Linked DNA regions of Homo sapiens: region 2 is linked to region 1. Evidence: chromatin contacts called from ENCODE Hi-C or POLR2A ChIA-PET data. All regions are on one chromosome and are shown on one strand. The core of a region is the stretch at or near the end of the contact, and the rest is flanking DNA. Distances in the headings are between cores, read along the strand shown.

Evidence for each region. Hi-C counts contacts between places; a loop is a spot of excess contacts on that map. ChIA-PET counts read pairs that join two places held with the same protein, here RNA polymerase II (POLR2A). Pooled maps may share reads with other maps.
Region 2: a loop to region 1 is called in a map of mammary epithelial cell, with 6 times the contacts of the local background. The contact joins two enhancer-like sites. A Hi-C loop is called at or near these places in 17 of 168 maps with a recorded cell type or tissue (B cell, CD4-positive, alpha-beta T cell, CD4-positive, alpha-beta memory T cell and 12 more), 12 of 37 single-sample maps with no recorded cell type and 17 of 50 pooled maps. POLR2A ChIA-PET finds 5 or more read pairs at or near these places in 11 of 52 experiments (CD4-positive, alpha-beta T cell, CD4-positive, alpha-beta memory T cell, Caco-2 and 8 more).

What each region holds. Positions count from the first base shown.
Region 1 is chr13:21,636,053-21,638,944 of GRCh38, forward strand. No RefSeq gene overlaps it. Among named protein-coding and RNA genes, the nearest start is that of MICU2, 33 kb to the left of the region's middle. Within about 2 kb of position 1,384, at least 3 of the 41 ENCODE cell types and tissues checked have a DNase peak (open chromatin) inside an H3K27ac peak, as active enhancers do.
Region 2 is chr13:21,681,892-21,684,783 of GRCh38, forward strand. The region is part of intron 2 of FGF9 (fibroblast growth factor 9); the gene reads left to right. Among named protein-coding and RNA genes, the nearest start is that of FGF9, 12 kb to the left of the region's middle. Within about 2 kb of position 1,452, at least 3 of the 41 ENCODE cell types and tissues checked have a DNase peak (open chromatin) inside an H3K27ac peak, as active enhancers do.

The sequences.
Region 1 (2,892 bases), core at 134-2,633:
TTATAGCTTATGGTAGCTACCTTTCTGTAGTCCTGTTCTAGCTCTCCTGTGACAGCAACAGCAGCTCTGGGGTTTGATGACATCCACGGTTAGGCAGCAATATCCGCCATGCCCCATGGGAAAGTCTCAACTCTCATTGTGGAAGTAGCATAGAGATCGCTGAAGTGTGGACTCATCATTTCCAGTGGTTTCTTAATTGTGGGATAGAGAGAAGACCAACAGCTTTGATAGCAGAGGAGCAGGGAGAAGAGAGGGAAACTAATATTTATAGGGCACCTGCTCAGGGCCAGCGACATGCTAGGGTCAATTATTGAATCTAGATATAATCTCCATTTTATGGATTGAAGAATTCCATTTTATGGATTGAAGAATTCCATTTCTGAGAGGTCAGGTAACTTGTCCGAGGTTACCCAATTTACTTGGGCAGACCTGAGATTCAAGTCCATGTGGCCAGCTTTGGGCCTGATTGTGCTAGGACCCTCACAGTTCTGCTGAGCCTGCCCGGCTGCATTTCCCAAGCTCCAGGTCAGGTGGCTTCTGCATTGGCTGGGTTAATAGGAGACACTGGTTGGAGCTTGGCAGGAAGGGAGAAGCCAGTGAATCTCTCCCTTTCATTCTCTCTCTTCCATGGCTTTGCTAGGCCCATCGGGGTCCTGCTGCACCAGGTGACTGTGAAGGCCACTCACCCCTCTCGCGCTTTCTTCAGGTTGGTGGCAGTTTCCTGGTGTTGCTAATCCCTGAATTGCTTTGCTCAGCTCTTCCATCCCCTCTGTAGCCAAGCTGTTTATTAAATTCTCCAAGAGGCTTCTGGTTCCCTAGCTGGACCCTGACCTCTATTCCAAGTTTACTTAACTCTAAAGGTGGTATTTTAAAAGAAATCATCTGGCTTAAGTCCAAGGGCTGCCATTTATTACTTCAATTCTTTTTCTTTAAAATTGAGCTACATTTTTTGCTTTCTTTTCCCCCCAGGATTGTCTGAGGTGCAAATGAGATAATGTAGGGGAAATCTTCGCAGTAAAGTGACGTGTTATTGTATGTTTCTTTCCATGAAACTAATAACATATACACAAAGCCCTGGACTTTGGCCAAGACTTTCTGTCTATAGTCTTCTGCCAGGTGGGGTGGGGGTGGAGTTGAAGATGACTGCCACCTGAGTCTCCCCCATAGGGATTTCAGTTGTCTTGGACGTGGTGTGGCCGACCCACATTTTCAGAAGTCTCCAGGTGTTCCTTATTTGCAGTCGGAGTGTGAATCAAGCACTGCTTTACCTCAGTGGTTTTCAAAGTGTGCTCTGCAGACCAACAGCATCACCTGGAAACTTGGTAGAGATGCATATTCTGGGCTTCACGCCAGAGCCACTGACTCACAGCCTCTGGGGTGGAGCCCAGCACCCTGCATTTAACAAACCCTCCAAGGGAGCCTGATCCCACTGAAGTGTGGGTGCGGCAGAGTGAGGTGGATGTGTCATACTTCAGCCTCGGAAGTTCGGCCGCCACGGCCTTTCCGTCCTCTCTCCCCTGCAGTCCCCGGTTTGCAAAGCGGAGCTTCCGGGCACCTCAGCCACAGTTCCTCTTTGCATTGCCGCTCCCTTGTGCGCGTTACTACCTATGTGGCTGTCTTGGCTGCTGCTTTCAGCAAACCAAATTTGGATGTGGAAATGGGATTTATTTGTGCAACACCTAGTTATTAAGCACCCACTGTATACTAGAAACCATGAAAGGCCCTGACGGTGTGAAGTCAAAGGAGGTAAGGGTCTCTGCCTTTCCAGTGCTTGTCATCTGAGGAGAGACAGAAAAAGCTCAGCAATTTTGGAAAACCATAATAAATGCTATGAAACACTGCTTGCTCTAGCTTGTTCTCGAAACATAAGAACAGCACAATTATTGCTCTTAGGACAATGACTGCAAGATTTATTGATAACAGGTTTTCTTTTTCAAATAATGAAGATAAAATTAACGTACAATACAGAGAAAGACCAGTTCATCAGACATGTAGTAACAAGGGTCAGTATGTCCCCAGAGGGGCAGAACCTGAAGTGAGACCCTTAAGAGTCACAGCCCTAGCCAGGCTGGCCCCAGGCATTGAGGGAAGTTCCAGCAAAGGAGGCACTATGTATATGGGCCCTTGGCGAGGTCATGGGGTTATGGTAACTCACAGGTGCGTCAGCTGAGTTAACCCAAGAACTAGAATTTGGGAGGCAAGGCCTCTGATTGCAGAGCAAATGAAACTACGAATCCCTTGCTTAGTAGCACAACTATTCACTTGAGCAATAATTAGGAAGGCGAGTTCCTTTAAAAATGAACATATGATTTGGGACATGGTCTGAATTGGAGAAAGCTAGCAATTTTGAAGTGGTAGTGTTGGTTCTCTCCACAAGAGGGCGCCTCTATTCTTTGTTTTTATTTTCTATCTGGAAGCAACAATTTATGTTTATTACTGGCACAGAATAAACAGAAGAGTGACTTATGTTTTGCTGTTTGCAGAGCTGACTTCATGTAAAATTTGGACAGTTTTATTACATTCCAAACAGTTACAGTTTTTTTCCGTCAGGACTTTGGGATATGTGGTTAGCACTGTTTCTTTTTAACAGTATCCTTATAATACATGAGCTCTATGCTATTTAGATTATCTGTAAAAATATCTCGTTCATTAGTGCCCATGAAAAAGATGTCAGTAAAATAGCCCCCTCCAAAATATGCTTCTGCATATTTGAAAGAATATTTACATAACACAGAAAGCAACTGGTTGCTTCACTTAAAATAGTGAGACAATTGAATGATACATTTGCTTATTGCAGCACTATGGAGACATTACCACTAACAAGTTCAGACAAGTATCATGACAGTTTCTCAGATCCCATCCAGAAATAAGAAAAGGGCTGCCTGTCCCAGA
Region 2 (2,892 bases), core at 202-2,701, 46 kb after region 1:
CTTAATACATTTTTGCTGAATGTATAAGTATGAATAATATATACTAACTTGGGTTTTCAACTTTCAAACTTGTAATGAAATTAATCTGTAGCGTTTCTTTCTCTCTTTCTTTTCTTTTCTTTCTTTTTTTTTTTTTTGAGATAGGGTATTGCTGTTGCCCAGGCTAGAGTGCAGTGGTGTAATCATTGCTCACTGCAGCCTGGAACTCATGGGCTCAGAAGATCCTCCTGCCTCAGCCTCCTGTGTAGCTGGGACTATGGGTGTGCATCACCACACGTAGTTAACGAAAATTTTTTTTTTTTGTAGAGACAAGGTCACGCTATGTTGCTCAGGCTGGTCTTGAACTCCTGGCCTCAAGTGATCCTCTTGCCTTGGTCTCCCAAAGTAACTTATCGTTGCAATTACTGGTGGTCAAATGAGAATTTAATCCATGTTTTCTGAAATATGAGAACTTTAGTTTACAAAAAGTTGAAAATGAAAAGAAGCTTAGAATGAGGAAAGATTTGGAGTTCTCAATACACAGAAATGAAGGGCAAAACTTTTTCTAGATATAATTTTCTACCATTAGGCTTGTAAAAATATGTATATATAGATACACACATACATATATATAAAATGCTAAAATGTATTTGTAAGTATAGGATTGACTTTAGCTTTTTAAACACAGTGGATGGTTTAGGCAAAATTATTAACTCCCTACACAATTTTTGTGAATACCTTTAAGTGTGAAAAAAGATAAGATACAAGATAAAGGAAACTTACATTAAAAAAATAGAAAATGATCTTTTTTGTCACAACTTCAGTTTTTTTTTTTTTTTTTGCTTTTAGGTATGTAATGTGGGTTTGAGTGGGTCACAGTTGAACTCAATAAAATGCTTTTTTTGTGTGTGTAGAAGAGAAGTTCTGACTTTTAGTGTGTAGATGGAACTTTATCACAGTGGCCTCCAAATTTTTTGATCACGTATCCCCACCAAAAAAATTTTTTTTGAATATGCATCTCAACATATGCATTTCAAATAAATATACTTAATTTGAGTATGCATCTCAAATATTAAATTATTTTAAAATTGTTTATCTCAAAGTATAGTTTATATATGTTATTTTATAAGAGATACAGCAAAGTAAACAATTTTAAAGAATAGAATGAATGAGGAAACCTAAATAGGGCCCTACTATTTGTTCCCCACTCCAAGGATCACCTTGCACACCCCTCTGAATTTTTCCCAGTTGAGAGCTGACCAGTCTTTCAGATGAAATCACCAGCATGATTCAGACTCCTGTGGTTTATTGGTTGACAAGGAGAGCATGTCTAATTTTGTGTTCAGCAAAGCTGCTGGTAGGATTGTTGCCCAGGCTGTCTCATCTCTCCTTCTGGATGATTTAAATGGTTTCTTACTCATGCCTTCCTGCCTGGCACACCCCAGTTCCTAGCACAGTGCCTGGGGCAGCATGAGAGGGACATTGAGTGTAGACCCACGGAGTGCCAGTGACAATACTGTGGGACACGGCAGCCAGGTAGACAGCTGGAGAGCACCATCTTTCCCCTTTTCTGGGAAGCCCAGCTGTCTTCTTAGGTTTTCTGTGACTCCTGGCTGCCTCACCTTGGGCTTTTTGAGCACACACACAGTGCGTGGGCAGGAATAGACTTGTCACCACTGCCATACAGCTGCACATCTTGCCGACAGTCCAGTCATGGAGTCCCAGTCAGGCAAAGGGCAATGAAAGAAAGGGTAAAATGGCTCTTCTTCCGTGTGTGCTTGAGAAGCACACATCTTCTCTCGTGAAGAGTGCCCAGGCTTGGAAACTGCTCCAAGGAAGGGTGGCTGTGAGAGACACTTTTCCGTATTATGCTTTCCTTGCGGAAACGTCTTCAGCTGCTTCCTTGCCTTCCTAGTCTTCTGTCTCCAATCCATTCTCCACACTGATGGCAGAAGTACCTTCAAAACCCAGACAGGAGTGTCACTTGTGCACAGAGATCCCTTCAAATTCTTGCTTTTGAAGGATACAGCCCACGTTCTTTAATGTGGCACCCAATGCTTAGGATGAACCGCTGCCTGGATCTGCTTTGCCAGGAGCACCCTGTGTGCCTCTTTGCCTATGCAACTCGAGTCTGTCTATTTGCTGTTTTCCAAACACATCATGCAGTCTGATTTATACTTGTGGCCAAGTGAATTTCTCTCTCAGATGCCTTTCTCTTGCCTTCTCCACCTGAAGAAGCAGGACTCTTTATTTAAATTCAATGGAAATATTACTTCTTCTGCAAAACCTTCATTACACCCCCAGTTCTAATCCTATTTATTCTAGTTAGCATTTCTTATGTTTTCCTTTGGGCCCTAGGAATACTTTGTTCCCATTATTACATAAGTCACAGTACAGTTTACAGTGTGGTCAATTGTATTTCTCTGTTCCCTAATGTATCTAAAGGGCATGGACCACATTCTTTTTTTTTTTGGTTTCCTAACACACAGCTATGGCTCTTGTACATAGTAGGTGCTCGATGAACGCTCATTGGGTTGAACTGATTTAAAAATTATGATTATTTTTGTCCCGCATTGGATGCATAGATGTGGCCTCACAGTATCTCGCTTGTATGGCTGCTGTGTACTTAGGTCTCCAGTTGAAGGAGGAATCACCATCTTCCATTTCTATGCATAATTGGCCTGTGTGTGCCTGTGTTGTCTCTGGTGTGTGTGGCCTGAGGGGGAATGAGGCTGAAGCTGGAGGAAAGATAATGTAGTGTCAAGGGCATGGTTAACTCTCATTCTGTATCTGCTACGAAGTAGGCACCAGGCCCTCTTTCTCCTCTTCTGTAAGATGAAGAGCTCGAGTTAGACATCTGGAATGTTTCTTCCCAGTCTGGATGGATCCCAAGAATTCTGTAGTTTGAATTTC